Regions from separate parts of the Mus musculus genome. Here region 1 is linked to region 2. Evidence: chromatin loops called from intact Hi-C (ENCODE). Cell type or tissue: gastrocnemius. All regions are shown on one strand. Each heading gives the region's core, and the rest is flanking DNA. Links, peaks and the distances in the headings are about the cores only. Region 1 has its middle 25 kb from the start of Gm26721. Region 2 has its middle 56 kb from the start of Gm51542.

What was found. Hi-C counts contacts between places; a loop is a spot of excess contacts. Peaks named below come from ENCODE experiments on the same cell type or tissue, not always from the same donor. Only the 100,000 strongest peaks of a DNase experiment are listed, where the experiment ranks them.
Region 1: it touches region 2 in a loop (2.4-fold over the local background); 2 of 42 quality-filtered maps call a loop at or near these places.

Annotation. Positions count from the first base shown.
Region 1 is chr8:83,868,887-83,880,339 of GRCm38, forward strand. No RefSeq gene overlaps it. Among named protein-coding and RNA genes, the nearest start is that of Gm26721, 25 kb to the right of the region's middle. In gastrocnemius, for the core only: a CTCF peak has its summit at 8,192 (motif pointing left); DNase peaks (open chromatin) are centred at 6,132, 6,590, 6,949, 7,541 and 1 more place; H3K4me3 peaks cover 2,169 bases; H3K27ac peaks cover 1,932 bases.
Region 2 is chr8:83,820,449-83,831,901 of GRCm38, forward strand. No RefSeq gene overlaps it. Among named protein-coding and RNA genes, the nearest start is that of Gm51542, 56 kb to the left of the region's middle. In gastrocnemius, for the core only: no CTCF peak of the experiment used is centred there; a DNase peak (open chromatin) is centred at 5,028.

The DNA.
Region 1 (11,453 bases), core at 2,313-10,312, 49 kb after region 2:
TGGGGATAAAGACTAGACTGTAAAAAAACTAAAAAATTTTTAAAATTAATTTATTTATTACAGATGGTTGTAAGCCATCATGTGGTTGCTGGGATTTGAACTCATGACCTCTGGAAGAACAGTCAGTGATCTTAACTGCTGAGCCATCTCTCCAGCCCCAAAACTAAAGAATTTTAAAAATATATTAAAAAATAAAATGAACTCAGAAAAAAAAAGACAGAGAGGGACTTAGAGGAATGAGAGGAGGCAAGTTAGATATAATCATGACATACTACATAAATGTATTAACTTGCCAAAGAATAAATAAAAATCTTTCAAAAAACAAAGACAGAGATAACTGGACATGGTGGGGCACACCTTTAATTCCAGCATCAGGAGCCAGAGGCAGGCAGATTGCTGTACTGTAACTCAGTCTATTCTACATATAGAGTTCCAGGTCAGCTGTGGCTATATAGGAAGACCTTGACCTCCAAACAAACAAAACAAGCACTTGACAACAGAATATGTTATACAAATGCAGTTTTGTTTTTATTTACAAGAGGTAAAAAATGTCATAACCTATTTGAATTGTGATTAGGCTAGGATAGCCTTCAGTGTCACCCAAGTCCTAACTCTGGTGTGTTTCCAAGTTATGTGATTTAGAAACAGGGTCTTTGTGGAGAGAGTTAAGCTTGTGGGGTTTTTGTTTTTAGACAGTTTCCCTGTGTAGCCTTGCCTGTTCTGGAACTCACTCTGCAGACCAGGCTAATCTGTGACTCAGAGATCTGCCTGCCTCTGCCTCTGCCTCTGTTTCTTGAGTGCTGAGATTAAAGGTGTGTGCCGCCGCCGCCGCCGCCGCCGCCGCCGCCCCACTTCCACCCTGCACAAATTTGTGGTCTTGAAATGAAGCCATTTTAGGCTTTAGCGTGTGCCTAACTCTGTTGACCAATTTCTTAAGGAAAAAAAGAGAGCCAGTGTAGTGGTGGTATCTGTGGCTCCAGGGACTGGGAAGGCTGAGGCAGGAGGATTGTTTGAGCTTAGGAGTTTGGGGTCAGCCCAGACTACACAGTAAAATGGTGACTCAAAAAATCAAAACACTGGGGCTGGAGAGGTGTGGCTCAGCAATGAAGAGCAGTCGTTGCTCTTCCAGGGAACAGGTTCCATAGCATCCCCATGTCCCCATGACAGCCATAACTCCCATTCCGGAGGATCTGACATTGTACGTGTGGTGCACAGATACACATGCAGGCAAAGTACCCATATACACAAAACAATAAAGTGATTAAGAAAACCAAAACCCGGGCTGGTGAGATGGCTCGGTGGGTAAGAGCACCCGACTGCTCTTCCGAAGGTCCGGAGTTCAAATCCCAGCAACCACATGGTGGCTCACAACCATCTGTAACAAGATCTGACGCCCTCTTCTGGAGTGTCTGAAGACAGCTACAGTGTACTTACATATAATAAATAAATAAATCTTTAAAGAAAAAAAAATAAATAAAACCCAGTGCTGGGATATTCCGCAGCAGGTGGAGTGGTCTCCTAGCACACACAAGGCCCCAGTTCCATTCTCAGCTCGGTGTAAACCAGGCGTACTGGAAGGAGGCATCAGAAGTTCAAGGTCTGCATCCAGGCTGTGGATGTGCATCCAGGCTACAGGTGTGCATGGATGTTTTTCCTGCATGTATGTCCACCTACCACATGCGTGCCTGATGCCCACGGGGGTGAAAGTGACTTAACTTGTGCAAAGGGCCTAAAGCAAGTAGGACACATTGCCACTCAATAAATCTATCATTTGTATGGCGGCCATGGCTACTGTTACTTTGTCCTCGTCTCTCCTTTCTCTTTCCTCCTCCCTTCTTTGCCCTCTCTTCCCCTCTCTCTGCACTTGTGTGCAGATGTGTATAAGCCAGAGGACAACTTCCAGTGTCAGGAAGCTTCAGGGCCTGTCCGCCTCATGCTTTGAGACCCAGTCTCTCTTATCATCCTGAGACTTACCAGTTAGGTGACGCTGGCTGGCTGGCAAGCCCAAGGCCACCTGTGTCAGCTTTCCACACTGAGACTCTAAGTGTGAACCGCCTTGCTGGCTTTCTTACGTGGGTTCCGGGAACTTAGGCTAGCCTGACCTGTGCACACACATGCATGCGCCAGACCCCTCTTCTTCCTCTCCTATTTTATTTTGAGGCTGGCTTTAAACTGTAGATCCTACATGGATCACATAATGCTGGATTCCATGCCTGTGCCACCACATCCCTTTCTCATTCTTTCTCCTGCCTGCCTGCCTGTCTGCCCGCCTGTCTGTCTGTCTGCCTATCTATCCGAGACAGGCTCTTTGTTGGTTTTTTTGGTTTTTGTTTTGTTTTGTTTTGTTTTTTGAGGCAGGGTTTCTCTGTGTAGCCCTGGCTGTCCTGGAACTCACTCTGTAGACCAGGCTGGCCTCGAACTCAGACATTCGCCTGCCTCTGCCTCCCAAGTGCTGGGATTAAAGGTGTGCACCACCACACCTGGCTCAAGACAGGCTCTCATGTAGCCCAGGGCAGCCTCACACTTGCCACATAGCTGAAGATGACTTTGAACTGCTGAGCTCTCCTGCCTTCCCTTCCCGGGTGCCCGGATGGTAAGTGTGCACAACCACATCTGCCATCCTGTGGGATTGAGGGCAGAACCCAGGGCTTCGCCATGCTAGGCAAGAGCTATCGGCCCATTCCCATTCCCAGCCTGAAATGTGGTTCAGCAATTTAGAGACTCACATGACAACTCACAACCCTTTGTAACTCCAGTTCCAGAGGATCTGACACTCACTTCTGGTGGAACTGTTTGGGAAGGATTCAGAAATGAGGTCTTAGGGGCTGCATGTCACTTGGCACTGGATTTAATGTATCAAAAATTCTCATGATTCCCATTTAGCTTTCTCTGCTTTGAGCCTGTGACTCAGATGTGAGCGTTCAGCTATTTTCCCAGCACCATGCCAGCCTGCCTGTCGCCATGTTCCCTGACATGATGGCCATGGACTCTAACCCTCTGAAGCCATAAGTGGCAAACTAAACACTTTCTTCTAGAAGATTCCTTGGTCATGGAGTCTTAGCACAGCAATAGGAATGTCACTAAGACACTGTGCCTCCAGGAGAAGAGCAGGGGATGGATGAACATATGAGAAAACTTGAGACAAGCTGGACAAAGATGGCTTCGTAATTAAGAGCACACCCTTGCAACAGGACTTCAATTTTGTTCCCAGCATCTCCACGGCAGCTCACATGGGCCTGTAACTCCTATAGCTCTGGGGAACCCAATGCCTCTATCCTCTGCAGACAGTACATTCATGTGCATATGCCTGCACACACATACAAATAATTTAAAATAATAATAATGGACCAAGGTGGTGGTGGCACATGCCTGCATGCTTCAAATCCCAGCACTCAGGAGGCAGAGTCAGGAGGATCTCTGAGTTCGAGGCTAACCTGGTCTACACAGGCTGACCTGAGTTCTAGGATACCCAGGTCTACACAGAGAAACACTGTCTCAAAAAAAAAAAAAAAAAAAAAACAAAACAAAAAACAAAAATGAGGCCTGGAGAGATGGCTCAGCATTTAAGAGCACTGACTGCTCTTCCAGAGGTCCTGAGTTCAAATCCCAGCAACCACATGGTGGCTCACAACCATCTATAATGAGATCTAATGCCCTCTTCTGGGGCGTCTGAAGACAGCTACAGTGTACTTACATATAACAATAAATAAATATTTGGGCTGGAGTGATCAGATCCAGAGTGAGCAGAGGTCCTGAGCTCAATTCCCAGCAATCACATGATGTCTCACAACCATCTGTATAGCTACAGTGTACTCATATACATAAAATAAATAAATAAATCTTTAAAAAGAAGAAAAACCAAAAATAAAATAAAATAAAAATAATGAGGGGTTGGAGAGATAGCTCAGTGTGTGCTGCTCTTCCAGAGGACACCAGCACTCACAGACACATCCACACACAGATATTATAATTTAAAAAAAATAGCAATATAAATTTTAAAGTATTTTTAGAATTTTTTTTAAGAAAAATAAAATTTGGAGAGGTAGCTCAGCAGTTAAGAGCACTTGCTGATCTCCCAGAGGACCGTGGTTTGGTTCCGAGTACCCATATGGCAACTTACAACTGTCTATAACTCCAGTCCCTTTTCTGCCTTCCTCGGGCACCAAGCATGCATGTGATGCACACAGACACACATGCAGGCAACCCTCACACCCATAAAATATTCTTAAAAGAAAAAAGTTGGGGCTAGAAATGAGTCCAGTGCTTGCCACACAGCATGTGGGTCTGAGTTTGAATCCTGATTCCTGCATTTAAAGCCATGGCAGTGTGTCTCGTAATACCAGTGCTAGGAGGCAAAAGCAGTCGAATCCCTGAGACTCACTCTGTGACCAGTCAGTAGCCAAGGGCTGTGCACTCCAAGCTCAGTCTCAAAACATAAAGCAGAGGCCGGGTATGGTGACAAAGGCCTTTAGTTGCAGCACTCAAAAGGCAGAGGCAGGCAGATCTTTGTGAGCTCAAGACCAGCTTAGTCTACACAGCAAGTTCCAGGACAGCCAAGACTACAGAGAGACCCTGTCTGGAAAAACTACTGCTGCTGCTGCTGCTGCTACTGGTGATGATGGTGCTGCTGCTGCTGCTGCTGTGGAGAACACCACAGGAAGACACCAGATGTCAACTATCCTCTTTGCACACATGCACACACAACTAGAATAAGGCTGTGTTTTCTTGGAGGCTTGCAGGAGCTCCGATAGCGTCCGTTCTTAATAAATGGCTGCTTTACACCACCTTGACTACCCAGAAAACAAGGTCTAGGTCCAAGTTGGTGCTGGACGACAGAGGAAGACTGCCTCTCTCTGTCTTTAGGGCCAAGTCAGACACCTTTGCGCTGCCAGAAAAGCAAAGCTAAGTTCTCAAAGCTCCTGGACTTTTAATTTGTTTAAACATTTATTTATTGGTGTTTGGGGATAGAGCCGTCAAAGCATAACTTGGAACAGTTGGTGCTCGCCTTCCAGCAGGTGAGTCCAGGGCATTGAATCCAAGGTCATTGAACCCATCAGGTTAGCAGCAACCACTTAACCCTACTAGGCTATCATGCTAGGACTATCTATTTGAAATCAGGCTTCCTCTTCCCTTTCTCCACCTTTGCTGCTCCAGATGGCTAGGAGAGATTCGCAGGAAGAAGGCACTGGGATCCACACAGCTTAGGAACCACACACGGCTGAGGGAAGAGCCCACCCCCCATTTTTCAGACTGGATCTACTGTGTAGCCCTACCTTGATGGAAACTCACTATATAGACCATATAAACTCTCTATAGACTAGGCCAGCCATGAACTCCTGGTCCCCCATTTGCTACATCTCAAGGTCTAGGATTACAGGTGTGAGCCACCATGCCCAGTTACATGCAGTGTGCTGAGGATGGAATTCACTGCTGTGTGCATGGTAGGGCGCACTGAATCATATCCCTGACCTCACATTTTTACGGAGTCTACTATCTCTCCACGTGGACGTGGACAGCATGAGCCACTAGGGCAGAGGCAGACTCTAGACAAAGCAAAGGTATTAAATCCCAGCCAGCCACAATAGAGAGGCCACCGCAGGCTGAGCTCAGAGGTGTATAAGCTCAAGGTTATCTTTAGAAGCAGACATTATCTTGTCTCCCCAACCCCTAGAACTGCTGGGTTTTTATGTGTCTGTGACAGTGCAGGTTGTCTTAGGGGCGTGTTGCATGTAGGTGCATTACAATACAGCACACAGCACACTCAATGTCAAAAGAAGTCAGGCGACTTGCCTAAGGTCACACAGCTAAGAAATGGACCGAGAACAAGAAAACCCAACTCTGACCTTCCTTCTTGACTAGAAAGCAGTCTCGTTGTGTGCCTGGTACGGTTTCGGATCACCTTGGGATACCAGGGTCTACCGTGGTGGCTTGGCAATAAGTGAAGCCAGGGAAGACAGTCATCCTCATGGCGGTAACTCTTGCCCTTGAGCCACAGCGCAGGCACAGGGTGAGATGTCAACCCAAACACTGGGACTCCCGGATTCCCGCTTAGGCCTGTCAGAAGTGTGGAGGAGTCCCGGGCTCTGGGGAGCGCCCGCTGCTACTGCTCATGCGCAGTGCGCGGGAGCTCGGCTGGCGAGCTGCGGGGTCTCATTAGCACCACCATCATTACGGCAGATTTATGTGCGATCCCTCCCGCACTCTGGGGCCGCTCCCGGCTCAGCACGCGGGGAGGGGACGGGCTGCAGTAGGCACCAGTGCGGGACGGGATGGATTCGTGGGAGCTAGCGGGTTCTAGAGCCGCCGCGCCCTTTCGGGCCAAAGCCAGAGCCACGTCCCGGTCCGCGGACCCCGTGGTCCACTTGCGGGGTTGGAGGGATCTGGGCGCCGCCGACTCGCCCCAGTGACCCCCGAAAGCTTTCGCGCCCCGGCGTAGTGGGTCCGGGGCTGCGCGGGAGAGGTGGGCGACGCGGGTACCAGGTCCCCGGGCTGGGAGCGGGCGCTTCTCCAAACACCACTCCTCCCCTCCTCCGCCTGCGAGACGGCTGCGGCCCCGCCTAGGGAGAGGGGGGACCAGAAGGAAGTGCTCCTGGAGGGAAGTGTGGCGGGATGAAGGGAGAAGGGGCAGCGCACTCCCGGGAGCGGGAGGCAGTCCTAGGAGGAGGGGAGGTGGGCAGGAGGGAGGGAACTGGGCTGGCCAGGAACCGAGAAGCGGAGCAGGAGAGCGGGCGGGGGGGAAGGGGGGGAGGGCTGGTAGGCCCGCTGGGGTGCCGCGGGCGAGGAAGAGAGGAGGGGGAACTGGGAGGGCGAGGCAGTGAGTGCAACCTGGGCAGTATCAAGAGAAAGGCACCTCTCGCATCTTCCCTAAACTATCTTTAACTCCAGGCTGCATTTCCATTCTCTATCCTGGTTCCCATCCTCCCGTATGGAGGCGGCTGCACACATTGGCCTGGCTCTCCACTCTCCTTCCCGCCCTGGCATCCAGGGTGCCAGACTGGGAGGTAACACGCCTCTTCCATCTGTCTCCCAAGTCATCCGCTTCCCAAGGCCTCCAGGGTTGACCCTGAGAACCCTCTCTTAGGAGAGACCGATGTTTAAATTTAGTAAGCACCTCTGTCCTAGCTTCTTGGGACCAGCAGAGGTTCCAGAGAGAGAAACTGAGGCAGAGAGCAAAGACCCAACACGGATCTCTACGAATCCCGCGTTATCTTTGGACACTAACCAGCCTGTCTCTCCTGCTCCGAGCTCTCCTGTTCCTCCGTGGGCAACCGTGGTGGCTGTTTCAAGGCCCCCCCCCAAAGCCCAGCCTTCCTGCTTCGCCACGGGGAGCTCCCAAAAGCCTGAAAATATCTTTAAATTAGGAAAAAGAGCTAAGCCGCCAGAGTCCTTTGGTCTATTAAAGGAGGAGCAGAGGCCACCGGCGTCCCCACCCCCCCGCTCGGATTTTGCATTTGAAGCGCAGACGGCGGGGCCGGTCGGCCGCTGGCGGGGCCGCGGGGCCGGCCAGCCGCGTCCCTTTCAGCGCCCGACCCCCCGCTAGGTGTGCCGGAATTAGGACAGCGCCCCTCTCCGCTGCTTTCATCCCCCAGGGCGGCGGGGGCCTCAGAGGCGCTAATGAAGCGCCTGAAGCTGTTTGGCTTAAGGAAAAGGCCGGAATTCTGGGCAATGTGAGACTGGGGGTTGAGGGTAGCGTCTGGAAATCTGCCTTGAAGTGTCCCAGGACCTTGTTGGCTTGGCCTGGACAAAGCAGTACCGTCCTTTTAGCTCTGCTGGCCTCTGGAACCCAACTCCGGGCTCCTCCCAGCCTGCAGCTGCTAGTTCTGGTAGCTTGGGTTCACTTCCAAGCTTCACTGATTTGGGGGGCGGGGCAGGGGGAACCTCAGGCAGCTCAGAGCCTCAGTTTCCCTGTCAAGCGATTCATCAAGATGATGGGATATGCCTGTGATCCCAACACCAGAAGGCTAAAGCAAGAGGATTGTGAGCTCTAGGCCGGCTTGGGCTCCAGAGTGAAAACATGTCTGGAAAAAAAGCAAACAAAAAGGGTCCTTACAAAATGTCAGGTGGCTCTTGAGCTGCGGAGAGACGGTCACAGACGCACAGCGGGTATTTACTTAGGCTTATTACCCCCACCGCAGGATCCCCTCCCCTCACGCACCCCAGATGCGTCATTCAGCACGGGCTCTCTGCTTGCTGGTGTCCCCTGCTGGCTGGCCTTCCTTATAGTTAGGTTTGTGTTCAATGTCTCCTTCAGAAAAGACCTCCTGGCTGCCTAGTTAGCAGTACCTCAACGGCTGTCCCTGTCTTATTGTCTGTCCTCTGACCCTGTGACTCACCTGTGAACTCTGGAACTCAAGAGCTTGGGTCTAGTCTAGATTCTTGCTTTATCTTGTTAGTTGAGTGAGCTTAAGGATGTTGTTCACTCTGAACCGTGGTTCTCTTTTAGAAAAGGGCAGGGCAGGTAGTTATGAGAGCTAACACACACACACACACACACACACACACACACACACACACACACACACGACTAAGGAGAAGGCCCAGATAGCCAGTGCCCTACGGTACTAACAGACCCTGCTCCTGGGGGTAATGGCTTCACCTACTTCCATCCTCAGAGTATTTCTCATTGGTTTACCACAGTATCCTTAGTGTCCAAAAGATGCATTACATAGTAAGTGCTCAGTAAATACCAGTTGGAGACTGAATAAAGTAGGGACCTTCAAGTTATTGCAGACAGCTTTTCATCTGTAAGATGACCTTGTTGTATTTTATCTAAAGATAGGAAGAAGGGATATGTTTGGTGTAGTTGAGGTATGGTGTGGGGGAAGGGGATGCCTCTACAGACCCATGCTGAGACTTCTCTTTCCCCTGAGGGACCAGCCACATGACAGTATAGTATAGAATAGAGTTTATTCAGGGCATGGGGAGGGGAGTTGAAAGAGTAGAAACAGAGAGAGAGAGAGAGAGAGAGAAGAGGAGTAGAGGCCAGCCATGAGCACGTGGAGAGAAAGGGGGAACAGGGCATGGGGAGGGGGGAGCAGGAGCAAGAGGGAAAAAAAGCAAGAGAATGAGGAGGGGCAAGCAGCCCCTTTTATAGTGAGTCAGGCACACCTGGCTGTTGCCAGGTAACTGTGGGGTGGAGCCTAGACTAAATGCCAACAGACCTGGCCAGTCTGGGGCTCAAACATGACTGCCCAAAATAGATGCTCTCATGCTTAGCTTTAGAAATTGATGGTGCACACCTTTAATCCCAGCATGGAAGAGGAAGAGGCAGGCAGATCTCTGAGTTCAAGCCCTCCCTGGTCTACAAAGGGAGTTCCAGGATATCCAGGACTTAATAGAGATCCTGTCTCAGAAAAACAAAAATCAAAACAAAACAAAACAAAAAGAGTTCCAGACTTGTATGGGCAACATACAAGACACCCCCCCCCCCAGATAAAGTAGACTTTAGTCACTTGATGTCATTGTCTCCGAGGCTTACTGCCTCAGTCTGCTAACCTAGGCTCAGTCCTGGAAGCTTCTAGCCTCCGTACACTCTAATCTAGACCTAGAATGTTTTCAGCCTCTGAGACTTCCTGCGGAATAAGCTCACCCTTTGTTATTCCTTCTGAACTCTGGCTGGCTGGTTCACTTTGGCTGTTCTGGCTCAAACGCCTCTGCAAGCTGACTGATTCAACCTGGCTTCTCTGGGCTTCTCCTGAATTGCTCTGCTTGGCTGCAAACTAACTCTAGCAATCTGTGTTGTGAAATAAAATGTGGCAGTGGCGGTGGGGTTACCTGGCAGGCCCATGCCAAGGTGTCCCCTGAGATCCCGTATAAAGGGGAATGTTTGAAAAGGGGAAGGAAGTGAAGGCCTGGAGAAGGGACAGAGGCAGACAGAGTGTGCAGAGCCATGAGGGCAGAAAAGAGGGGGGACAGAGAAGGACAGAAAGGGGGAGAAACTGGCTGGGAACACATGGGAACTGAGAGAGCTGGGGTGGCGGGTCAGTTCTTTAATGTGCTGTCCACTCCTGGTGGCAGGTAAGGGCAGCAGGTGATGAGCTAACCTGGTTCTAGGTTCTGATCTTCTTCTCTCTCTCTCTTTTTTTTTAAGATTTATTTATGCATATGAGTACATTGTAGCTGTCTAGATCTCATTACAGATGGTTGTGAGCCACCATGTGGTTGCTGGGATTTGAACTCAGGACCTGCCACACACACTCCAGTAGTGACATGCATGACAGGCCAAAAGCCTGGATGCAGTCCTGAGGCAAAGAGTTTCACGGAAACTTAGTCTCCTGGAACTGTGGCATTCCATAGCACGTATGCTCCAATTTTGTCCTTGTGAATGAATCTGTGTGCTCCCTTTCAGTATTGTTTTGTTATAGGTGCCTCCAAGCAATGACTTGCCAAATACCTAAGCAAAATTGAACTTTGCTTCCTGGCCTTCACCAATGCCCTAAGTAGTCCTTGAGCCGACCATGGGCTTGGAATTCAGTAAGAATGTTGCTTATCCAGTGACATTTAGAATTGCCTCTAGTATTGTAAGAGAAATAGTGAAAGAAATCAGGCTTTACTATCTACTACATAGAGTTAGAGATCTCAGGGTAAGCTTAGCAAAGTAAGTTTAGAATTCTTATTATAGTTATGTATGGCAGACTACATTACTTATTAGTAGAAAGTCCCCCCACACTATCACTTAGAATAAAAGCCAAGTCGCTCCCATATACAGGAATTTACAATGGTTTAGGAAGTAGATTGGGCTGTGGTTTTAGAGTATTGCATTATTCATGAGATGATTAGCTAGAGTGGAACTCCCTAGTTAGAACCATGACTTGGGTGTGAAAGCCCTTGCCCTAGGAGTGTAAAGACCTCACACCTGGCTTCTAAGACTATAGCTGACCTTAGATAGAGCTGACTTTGTCTCAGTTGTTTTATTGCCCAGTTCCTGCCAGTCTTTGTGTTTGCATTCCTCTGTTTTGTGTAAGAGTCATTAAGCATCCGGTAACCTCATTTGTACCTTGCAGATGTGTCACCTAACTTCCCTATTTTCTTCTGTATAAAAAGTTTGATGCTCAATTTGACAAATTACATTCAGATTCTACACACTCTCACATGTTGGTCTGTCTGTCACTCGCCAACTCCTTGCCCACCTGTGACCAGAGACCTGTTCCACGCAGACAAAAGGACCCAGAGGGTCTGCGGCAAGGGCCTATGGAAGAGCAGTCAGTGCTCTTAACCGCTGAGCCAGCTCTCCAGCCCGGTTCTGATCTTCTGGCTTCTTCTCGCTCTCTGGCTTATTCTGTCTTTACCTGTGTCTAGCTTGTTCCCTCTCTGTATTGTCCCAGTAAAGCTGCTTTCTTTTCCTCTTTTCTTTTGTGTTGCTCTCTCTCTCTCTCTCTCTCTCTCTCTCTCTCTCTCTCTCTCTCTCTCTCTCTCTCTCTCTCTCTCTGAGACAGGGTTTCTCTGTGTAGCCC
Region 2 (11,453 bases), core at 1,570-9,569:
ACTGTCTGTCATGCCAGAGTTCAGCCGAGAGGCTGCACAGCTCTGCAGTTAAACTTGATGGGGTGGGTTCAAATCCCACCCTCACTACACACTCCCCATGTGTTTTGGGATAAATTATTCAACCTCTCTGTGCCTCCATCTCTCCATCTAACAGATGAGAACAGTGGTATTTATTGCAAACGTTGGTTGTGATAGCCAATGCTGCAGCCCCACCCCTGAGTGGCCGCTAGTGTCCATACTGCACAATGCACCAGCAGCAGGTCTCACCGCCGCTCTCCAGATTCCTTCCACTCCGTTTGTTCTCGCTGGGTCCCCAGGCATAGCAGCAGCTGGCTCTGCCAGCGCTGTCCCCAGCTGCCCACTCCCAGTGGCCCCTTTCTTCCCTTTCTTTCCTTCGCTCCTGCATCTTGGTCATGCCTGGATTCCTACGCCATCTCCGCCTCTCTCCTTTGCACCTCCACCTTGGGGTGACCAGATCCCTTGCCTCTTGGGACAGCTTTCTAGCACTTTTCCCCCTTTTAAGAGATCGACTGCAATTTCTATAATAACATCACATTAGCCAGAAATTAATGTCCTCATTAAGACAGCAATTAGGCACATTAGCGTGGCAATAAAGGAGAAGCTTATGAAATAATTGCTGGTTCCAAAATGCCTTTAATTTAGTATTTTATACTGTGCTGTGTTATTAATTTTTTCCCTTGGCAGAAGATAATAAGAGAAATGTCTGAATTTGAACATTCATTCGAAGGAAAGTGGTGCCAGCCCCTTTAAATGGTTGACGTCTGTTTTTCCATACCCCTTGTCCTGGCCATGGAGGGCAGGCAAGGAAGGTGGACAGTGAACTAGGGGACACAGGCCATGGGTCCATCTCATCTGAGGAGCATTTTCCCTGAGCAGTGTCTGCTTGTTTGTTTCTTCTGGGCTACATCTCCTGAGTTCAAATGTGTTCAGCAATATTTGGGGAACCCAACAGCTCTGCCCACGTGTAGGGTTTCCCACTGTGGGAAATGTTGACCGAATGATCTGTCTAGTCTATCAGACGGTTAAGTAAGACAAAACTCCATTTTACAGAAACTGCAAGAGTGGAAGAAACTTCTCAGAGGTTAAGGAGCAGTGGCTGTTCTTCCAGAGGACCCAGGTTCAATACCCAGCTCCCATGTGGTGGCTCACAGTGGCTGGTAACCCAGTGCCAGGGAGATCCAATGACTTCTCCTGGCCTCCAAGACACCAGGCACGTGTGAGGTACACATATATACATGTCAGACATACACATAAAGTAAACAAACAATTTTTGTTATTGTCTTTTTTTTGTTAGTCACTGAGCCAGCATGCTGAGCAAGTCTGCCAAGCTGAGTTCGATTCCCGGAACCAGAGTTCAAATCTTGAAAGCCAGGGAAAGATGGAAGGGGAGAACCAGTTCTACAGCCTTTCACTTTGACCTGCACACACACACACACACACACACACACACACACACACACAGACACACAGACACACACACACACAGAGACACACAGACACACAGACACACACACACACACACACACACACACAGAGACACACAGACACACAGACACACACACACACACACACACACAGAGACACACAGACACACAGACACACACACACACACACACACACAGACACACAGACACACAGACACACACACACACACACACACACACACACTGTGCTGGATATCTTTATGTCAATGTGAAACAGGCTCCAGTCATCCAAGAGGAGGGAACCTCAACTGAGAAAATGCCTCCATAAGACTGGGCTGCAGTCAAGCCTGTAGGACATTTTCTTAATTAGTGACTTACTTATGTGAGAGGGCCCATCCTCCAGCAAGAACAAGACCACTACCACAGTTTTGAGCCAAATTCGCTTTATTAAATGCTGACCAGGAAGATGGTCACTGGCCAGGCATACTCAGGATTCCCAGAGAATGTTCTAGAATTTCTTTAGTCAGGTGCTTATAAAGTCGAAGTCCACAAGGCTACGTACTTCCTGTCTTTGTCCAGTTGGGGACCAGGGCACCTCCCGTCCTCTTGCCTGTGTGTGATCGAGCACACCCCGAGCAGTTGGGGCAGCCAACCTTGCTTATAGACGTGAAACCATGTGGTTTCTTATCTTACATGAACAGTTCCAGTCTGTGGACAAGAGGGGTTTATAGGTTTGAGGTGTTTTTTGTTTTATAGATCTCTTAAACACACTAATTTAAACTTAAAACGTAATTTTGGCCATCACACACCCCTGGGCTCTGGAAGAAAGTAGGCTGAGCAAGCCATGGGGAGCAAGCCAGTAAGCAGCACCCCTCCATGACCTCTGCATCAGCTCCTGCCTTCAGGTTCCTGCCCTGCTTGAGTTCCTGTCCTGACTTCTTCTGATAATGAACAGTGATGTGGCATTGTAAGCCTGAAAAACTCTTTCTTCTTCAACTTGTTTCACCATATCAATAGAAACCCTAACTAAAACATGGCCCCTCACTAGGTCATGACACACACACAAATAGAGAAAAATTGTAAAAAACCTGCCTAACACTTCTGCTCTGATTCTATTGGCCAAAGTGGGCCAGAAAACCCAGCCATAGTCAAAGGTTCCTGGGACGTGGAGTCCTGTGGTGGGAGAGCCCAGCCACACTGCTGGACAACCCCAAGTTTAGCATCCTTTGCCAGTCTAAAGATTCTGATGAACCTCTGACCTTGGGAAGGTTCTAGGCTCTGACCTTGGGAAGGTTCTAGGCTCAGATCCCTTCTTCTAAATGTCTCCCCAACCGAAGAACCTCAAGAAGCGGTAAGAGAGTTGCTCAAGTCCCTGACAAGGATCCCCTCCTCCTCCTGGAGTGTGAAGGGCTGGGATCTTACTAAAATAGCCCTCTCCTCTAGCATGTATGATCATCAGGGGAAGTGCAGAATTTGAGTACAGAGTAGGAGATGCACAGCCTGGCTTGAGCCCACTCAGTTCCCTCTTATAAGGAAGTGTCCAATCTGACAACTGTCCCAGCATACCCTGATCCAGGGACCAGCAGGGATGAGTGTGGGGACAGGAGCAGAAACAGTACCTCTACTGAGAGCCATGTGGCCTGGGAAAGAGCCTGGACCCAACTAATGACCCACCAGAGGAGGCTGCCACCAGAGGAGACTGCCACCAGAGGAGGCTGCAACTGGACCATCAAGGATGGCAAACCCAGGTGGGCAGCCAGGCCTGCTGTGTTGAAGAAGACCTGAGTGCACGGGGGAGGAAGATCATTTCTCCCCTGCCCTGTATCCCAAGTAGATAACGTGCATCTGGAATCTTTGTTGCTATGGAGACCGCCACAATGATATTTGGGGAGCAGGATGCCCCAGGGGTCTCCATTCTGTGGAGCAGCAGTCTCCTGGATGACCTAGAAGCCTAGGTGGAGTCTAGGAGCCTAGAACCTTCTTATTGGTCTGACAGCCTTGCAAAAGGGAGAGAGGCCCAACAGGTCCAGAGTGAGGTAGAGGTCCTATGTGTAAGTTCTGGGCCCAGTGTGGTCATGGTGGTTGGGTTGCAGTACCTCTGACCTCTGACCATCATATATCTTTAAAAGTTTTATTATTTTATTTATGTGTGTGTGTGTGTGTGTGTGTGTGTGTGTGTGTGTGTGTGTGTGTGTGTGTATACACTCTATGTAGAAGCCAGAGAACAATTTGCAGGAGATGGTTTCTCCTTTCATCCTGTAAGTTTGTCAGACTTGGTCACAAGAGCCTTTTTCTGCTAAGTCATTTCAAAGACCCATTTCATTTCTTTGGGTTTTTTTGTGATAAGCTCTCATGTAACTGAGTCTGGCTTCCAACTCTTGAGCTTCTGCCTCCCCAGTGCTGTGAGTACAGGCATGGGCTAGCTGACCCAGTTTTTCCGTGCTGGAGAGCAAACCCAGGTCCTGGGGAATTCTAGGTGAGCAGTCTCCCACCCAGATCACGTTCCCAGTCTTCCCCCTTCTCCTCCTCAGTGTTCCAATTCTGCTTTAGCACAAGTACACCATGGGCCGATTCCTATTGGGTCCCAGCTCCAGAAAGAGTCCCAGCCTTGCCCTCCAGTTCCCCAGTACCATCTCTGGCTGGCTGGGAATCTGGTGCACCCTGTGCGGAGGGCAGAGTTGAAGCCCAGTGTGTATCTTCAGTCTAAAGCCCTGGAGAAAGTGGGGACGTGTGACCTAGGGGTAATGGAGGAGTTTCTTTTCTTTTCTTTCTTCTTTTAAAAAACTGGTTAATAAAACACAAGCAAATCCAACCTGCTCTGCAGGGTAGGGGGAAGGCCTGTATGCAGAAGCTGAAATTTAATAACAAAACAAAAATAGTCAGTATGCTGGAGAGGGGGGGGGGCCTGGAAGATGGATCCCCATGGTGGAGACATGCAAAGGGGCCCAGGACGCTGTGAGGGAAAGGAGGAAGGGACTCATTTTTTGCCTGAAGAGCCCTGAGCCAGGGGACATCTATTCCCAGTGAAGTTGGTCTGAGCAAAATTTTCTGCACCCTGAACTCAGGCGATGGCTCTCAAAGATAGAATTGCTAAAGACAGTCAGACAGTCACGACAGTCACGTAGATTGCTCACAGCGTTACTGCTAGACAAAGACTTCAACAAACAGAGATTTCATCGGTTTCCCTGGCCACACCCTGTGTCTGCCCAGAGGGAGACAGATATATACAGAAAGGATGAGACAACCATTAGAGGAAAGATACACAGAAGTGGCCGGTAACAGAGGATATTACTCAGCCATGAAGTGGGATGAACCACTGCACAGTCTACGTCAGAGATGAGCCTTCAGTAACCAATACCGATGGTCATGGTGCACAGCCCCAGAGATAAAGCACAATTCAGGGGACATCAAAGTTGCTACAGGACGAGGAAGGGCTCCAGATAGAAGGAGCTCCTTCTGGAAAGTACAAGCTCCAGTCTAGCCACGGTTACAGCCCAGCAGAGAGTCTCAGGGCGCCAAACTGTTCTTTGTTCTCTCTATCTTAGTATCGCTTTCAGACTGTGTGTGCTGGTGAGAGGGGAAGGGGGCCTGGTGCCAAGAGTGACTGCCGGAGCTTGATGCCAGTGATGCACGTGGTGGATGAATGAACCAACCCCACCCCGAGTTGTGCAAACACATTAAAAGTGTAGTATGTAAGCGTGTGCATGTGCATAGTAGCCCACAGGCCAACCCCATGTGTTGTTGTGTACCACTTTCCTCCGACAGAAAGCCTTCTAGCTCAGCAGAAGCCCATTGCGATGCAGGGCAGTCCTTTTCTTTCGAAAGTTTCATGGTTTCTCGGCCTTTTGGCAAAGGTCAAGTGTAGGAAGTTTACTTAATTTTACTCTGTGTGTGAGTGGTTTGCCTTCAAGTATGGATGTGCATCTCTGTCACAGAGTTCCTTCAGAGGTCAGAAGTTCTCCCTGAAACTAGAGTTACAGACATTTCTTATTCACCACACATGTGCAGGTAACAGAACCCAGGTCCTCTGCAGTAACAATAGCAAACACGCTTAACCACCAAGCCATCTCCCTAGACCGCCTAGATGCGGGACGTTGAAGGGAAATGAAACATTCCCTCTGCAGGGAAGCTTCTTAAGGTAGGGAAGGGAATGCCATTCAGGAAATCACCCAAACTGACCAGATCCACCAGGGTATCCGTCCCCTGTAGGCATAATGTTATTGTGCACTGTGTAATTCAGGTGCTTCCGTCTGTGCCCTATATCTGTGCAATCCTTATTCTAAGTTATCTCCCATCTTAATGTTGTGTAAACACTGCTCACCAACTCTTCCCTGATTTGCCAATAAAAACCGATCAGCCAGTGAGTGAGCAGGGGTGAGAATAGGGCAGGACTTCCTCCCACCAGGAGAGAGGAAGTGGAGATTAGAGAATCCAGGCTAGACCATGAGAAAACAGCTGGAACAAAGAAAGCCATCAAATGCAAATCTCTAGGGGATTCTGGCCAAATTGGTTCAGAGGATTAAAGTAGACTAATACTGCTCAGTTGTTGTGCCCTTAAAGCTTGTTAAATAAATATAATGGTCCAGTCTCAATTATTTGGGAGCTAGCTGGGTAATAGGAAATTTGTGACATACTTATTAAACAGCCACTAACACTCCCCAAGCATGCACAAGCTGTTGGAACTGCTGGGAGACTCCCATCTGCCTAGACCAGCAACTTGGCAAAGGCCTCTCCTCCTCCTGTTGAAATAACTACAGCATCCACGAGCTGTCACCTGTGCTGGGTGGACTTTGGTGATGTGTCTTTGAGTCATTTCTGCTCCTATAAGTAGCCTCAATAAAACTGATTGGGTCACCAAGTTCAACTTTGATGACATTGTATGTTGGTCTGCCATCATCTGTTCCTGTCACATCTGCATAGGAATAGTGTCACATGACAGGTGTCGTCCTCCATTTTTTTTTTTAAGTCAGGGTTTCTCACTGGATCTGAAGCTCAATGATTGGTTAGACTGGCTGAGCAGTGAGCCCCAGATCCTCCTGTCTCAGCTCCCCAGAGCTGGGATTGCAGGTACACACTGCCTCTAGCTTTTCATGCAGGTTATCCAGATCTGAACTCAGGTCTTTGACTTGCACAGCGAACACATTCCTGACCAGGTCATCTCCCCAGCACATTCCTGACCAGGTCATCTCCCCAGCCTCTGAAGGCTTCATTTACTTTTTTTTTTTTTTTTTTTTAATGAACTGGGGCGGCAGCTCTGTGGGTGAAATGCTACACAAGTGTGAGGAGCTGAGTTCAGAACTCCAGAACCTGAGTGTGACCTAAAAGTGGTAGTGTGTGTGTGTGTGTGTGTGTGTGTGTGTGTGTGTGTGTGTGTGTGTGTGTGTGTGTGTGAAACCTGAGTGCTGGTGAAGTGAGGTGGTGGGTGGAGTCAGGAGAGTCTCATAGCCCAGCCAGCCTGGCTTGTGCAGCAAAAGACAAGGAGGAAGGTGGTGGCCGTGCCTGAGGTTGTCCTCTGGGCTCCACTGGTGGCATTGCTCACATGAGCCACACTTACACGAGGTTGGTTTGGGGATCTCTGTGGCTTAGGCTAATCTTGAGCTGCTAGCCTTCAATGACCCTTGCCTCAGTTCCCCAGTGTGAGCCACCATATCACCTACACACCTTATGGTGATTCACTTCCCAGTGTGTGAGTTTTTTTTTAACACCTTAAAAAAATGAACCAGGTAGGAGTCTGGTTTTGTCCTGTGACACACTCCCTACACTCAAAGGATCCAAGAGGGAGGGCCAGGTGGGATCCAATCTCTTATTCACTCAACAAATATTTCCTGAATCTCAATATGGAATGAAGTTGTGATGGCCAGTGAGTTACCATGCCCTGGGTTGACACTCAAGTAGACAAACAGCCCCCAAGCCCCATGTATAGTGTGGTGGTTTGAGTGAAATGGCCCCCTTAGGCTCACAGGGAGTGGCATTATTAGGAGGTGTGGCTTTGTTGGAGGAAGGTTGAGCTTTGAAGTTTCAGAAGCTCAAGCCAGGCCCAATCACTCTCTCTCTCTCTCTCTCTCTCTCTCTTCCTCTCTTCCTCTCTCCCTCTCTCCCTCTCTCTCTTTCTCTCTCTCTCTTCCTCTCTTCTTCTCTCCCTCTCTCCCTCTCTCTCTCTCCCCCTCTCTTTCTCTCTCTCCTCTCTCTCTCTCCCTCTCTCTCTTTCTTTCTCTCTCTCCCTCTCCCTCTCCCTCTCTCTTCCTGCTACCTTTGAATCCACATATAGAATTCTCGACTCCCTCTCCAGCACCATGTCTGCCTGCATGCTGCCATGCTTCCCACCATGACGATAATGGACTGAACCTCTAAATTGTAAGCCAGCCCCAATTAAATGTTGTCCTTTAAAAGAGCTCCTGTGGGCCCGGCAGTGGTGGCGCATGCCTTTAATCTCAGCACTTGGGAGGCAGAGGCAGGTGGATTTCTGAGTTCGAGGCCAGCCTGGTCTACAGAGTGAGTTCCAGGACAGCCAGGGCTACACAGAGAAACCCTCTCGCAAAAACAAAAAAAACAAAAAGAGCTCCTGTGGTCATGGTGTCTCTTCACTGCAATGGAAACCCTAAGTAAGACATAGTATAGGAAGTGATAGTATCTGAATGGACAGAGCAGGTGAGGACCAGAGGGCACTGTGGACCCTAACAATGTGCTGTCACTAGAGAGGTGACTTTTTTTAAAAATAAAAAATAAAAGATGATCTCCCACAGGCTAAGCAACAAGGAGGGCTTAAGGGGTGATGCGAGGATCTCCCTGGGAAGGGGAAATAGAGACGATTTTGCAGGTAGGTTGGAGGCAGGTGAGATTGGGAACAGGAGAGATCACGTTGGAGGGAGAGACTTGGAGAGTATTTCATGGACAAGATGCAAACTTAGTACAATAAAAACTTCATGGAATCTGTGAGAGTAACCCTAGCCAGAACTCCTAGTAATGGGGCCATCTCCTGTAACCAGGCAAGGCCTCAAGTGGAGGTGTTGGGACACCAACCCAGCCACACAACCTTGGAAGGAAGTCTTCACCAACATGACTAAGCCCCGTTTTTTTTTTCTATAAGCCCCACCCCTCAGCTTGCACCAGACAGACAGGTGCTCCTTGCTTCGTTTTGTCTCTTTCTAGTTCTTCCCCATGAATGTCAGCCCCCATGGCAAGTTCTAGGTGGGCACTCTACCATCTGAGAAGCATCTTTAGTGGACGTGTTGTTCTTTTCAAACTGGACTGCCTCTGCCTCCCCTCCAGTAAGCAGCAGGTGCTCCGTGAGTGTTGGTATGCAGCAGGGGCGTGGTAACCTTCAGCAGGCCAGCAAGGGGCTCAGTGAGTATGAGAGGATGCTGGGCAGGCAGAGACCCAACATAGGAAGATACAGATCTAGGGGAAAGGGCAGCCAGGGAGAGCTTTGTGGGAAGGAGACAGAAACTTCTAGAACAGTCCTGGTAGTCAAGAGCAAAAAAAAAAAAAAAAAAGAAAAGAGTGGTGGACATACCCTATGTGTGGCCAGAATCTTCCCAGATACAACTCATGTGTTCTCTGGGACAGAAGCCCAGTCTGCACTGGGGAAGATGGATACCTCTGGCTTTCTTTCCACTATGGGCCCAGCAAGGTTACTCTCAGAATGGGAATTTCAGCTGGATATGGAGAGGAGCTTGGAATGCCAGCTCTGGGGAGGCAGAGGCATGAGGATCAAAACTCCAGGACACTGAGGTAAGTAAGAGATGTCTCCGTGGTTATGAGCCATACTGCTCCTGGAGAGGATCCATGTTTGGATTTTAGCACCCATGTTGTGTGTAGTTTTTGGAAGCATGCTTCCCCTTGCCTGGTGCCATGGCCCCTCATGACTTATTCTCGTGACTGCCACCCACTCTTCCGGCTGGCCCTGCCAAGTCACTCAGCACTCTGTCTCTCTGTCTCTGTCTCCCTCTCTCTCCCTCTTTCTCTTTCTCTTTCTCTTTCTCTTTCTCTTTCTCTTTCTCTTTCTCTTTCTCTTTCTCTCCCTCTTTCTTTCTTCCTGTCCTGCCCAGAAATCTTGCCTTCTCTTTTGCCCAGTGATTAGCTTCTGCTGCCATTATTTAGCCAATCAACAATTAGGGAAACTCCCCCTACACACCCATGTCTGGTAGCTCACTCCAGCTCCAAGGGGGATATGATGCCCTCTTCTGTCTTCTGGGGGTACCTGCACACAAGGACATATGCCTACACATATAGACGTGCATACACACAAGTAAAACATACAGTAAATCTTTTTTCTATAATTCCAGAGATACATGAGTTACATGGCAAGACCCTATCTTTAAAAAGGAAGTATTCAGAAAGGAACGTGTTCAGAGACAGCTCAGCAGTTAAGAGGACTTGTTACTGTTGCAGCCCTGGGTTCCCTTCTCGAAACCCACATAGTGGCTCACAACCATCTGTAACTCCAGTTCCAGAAGATCCAACAGACACCTTCTCGTGGGCATCAGGCATGCACATGGTACACATACATACACACAAGCCAAACACTCTCCAACTTGCTTTTTGGCCATGGTGTTCCATTGCAACCACAGAAACAAGTGACAAGCTGGTCACTAAGACATAGCTGAGTACAGCTGCAACAGATGTGACCATGTTTTGGGGAGGATTGTGGGAGGACTTTGAAACTTTGGGGTAGAAGAGCCATTGAGTATTGAGAGCTCAGTGAGCTGTTCTGTAGAAGCCTGGAAGATAAGACTGTTGAGAGCACTGCACAAGATGGAGGCCTGGCTTGTGAAGTTTCAGAGGGAAGTTTAAAGACTCTATCAGGGCCATGGCTATTTTGATTTAAGATTCTGTGGTACTGGGTGGCTGGGGCTGAAGAATCAGCTGAGATCAACAAGATACCAGAACTACTAAAGTGAAACCTTTGCTTTGCTGGGATACTTGATGCTGATCTGCTGAAGCTGAGAAATTAGTGGTGATTACGAAGAGACCAGCAAGCTGGGCAGTGTTGATGCACGCCTTTAATCCCAGCACTTGGGAAGCAGAGGCAGGTGAGTTTGAAACCAGCCACATCTACAGATCAAGTTACAGGACAGCCAGGGGTGTTATACAGAGAAACACTGTCTCAAAAATCCAACAAACAAACAAACAGAAAAAAAAAGGAAGAGGAGGAGGGAGAGGAGGAGGAAGAGAAAGGAAAAGAGGAAGAGGGAGAGGAGGAGGAAGAGAAAGAAGAGGAGGAGGAAGAGAAAGGAGAAGAGGAGGAGGGAGAGGAGGAGGAAGAGAAAGGAGAAGAGGAGGAGGAAGAGAAAGGAGAAGAGGAGGAGGGAGAGGAGGAGGAAGAGAAAGGAGAAGAGGAGGAGGAGGGAGAGGAGGAGGAAGAGGAAGAGGAAGAGGAGGAGGAGGGAGAGGAGGAGGAAGAGGAAGAGGAAGAGGAGGAGGTGGAGACAACCAGTATTGTTGAGGTGAAAGCACACAGGAGCTGTGTTCCAGAGGCAACCAAGCTTGTGCCTTATGCTGCTGGCAGCTGAACTTGGTAGTGTAAGAGACACCCAGGCAGAACTGGTTTGGAAGGCATGAAGGGGTCATGGAGAGCAGCTGAGGCTTGGCACTTCAAGAGGCCAGGAGAGACCATTTAGTGAAGATGCAACCAGAGTATCAGTGGAAGTCCAAGAATTAAAGGGTCATAGAAAAAAGTTGAGGCTTTGCAGCATGAAGAGAGGCCAGGAGAGGCCATTGGTGAATCCAGCCCAGTTGTAGAAGACTCCAGCATTTTGGAGATGCCAATACCGTAGGATGACAACCAAGAACAGCAACAGCAGTGGAGTGAAACCAGCCAGATCCTCGAAGACAAGCTGTGTGCTACAGAGGGCAGAGCCAGAGAAATGACCCAAGCCCCTCGTCTCATGGGCGGGTCCCAGACATTGGGCGTTTAGTTACTTATTCTGTTGGAGTCTGGTTTTGCATGGTTCAGATTGTGAGTGTGCTCTGGTATTCCCTCTTGAAGTCAGAAGACAGTCAATTTTA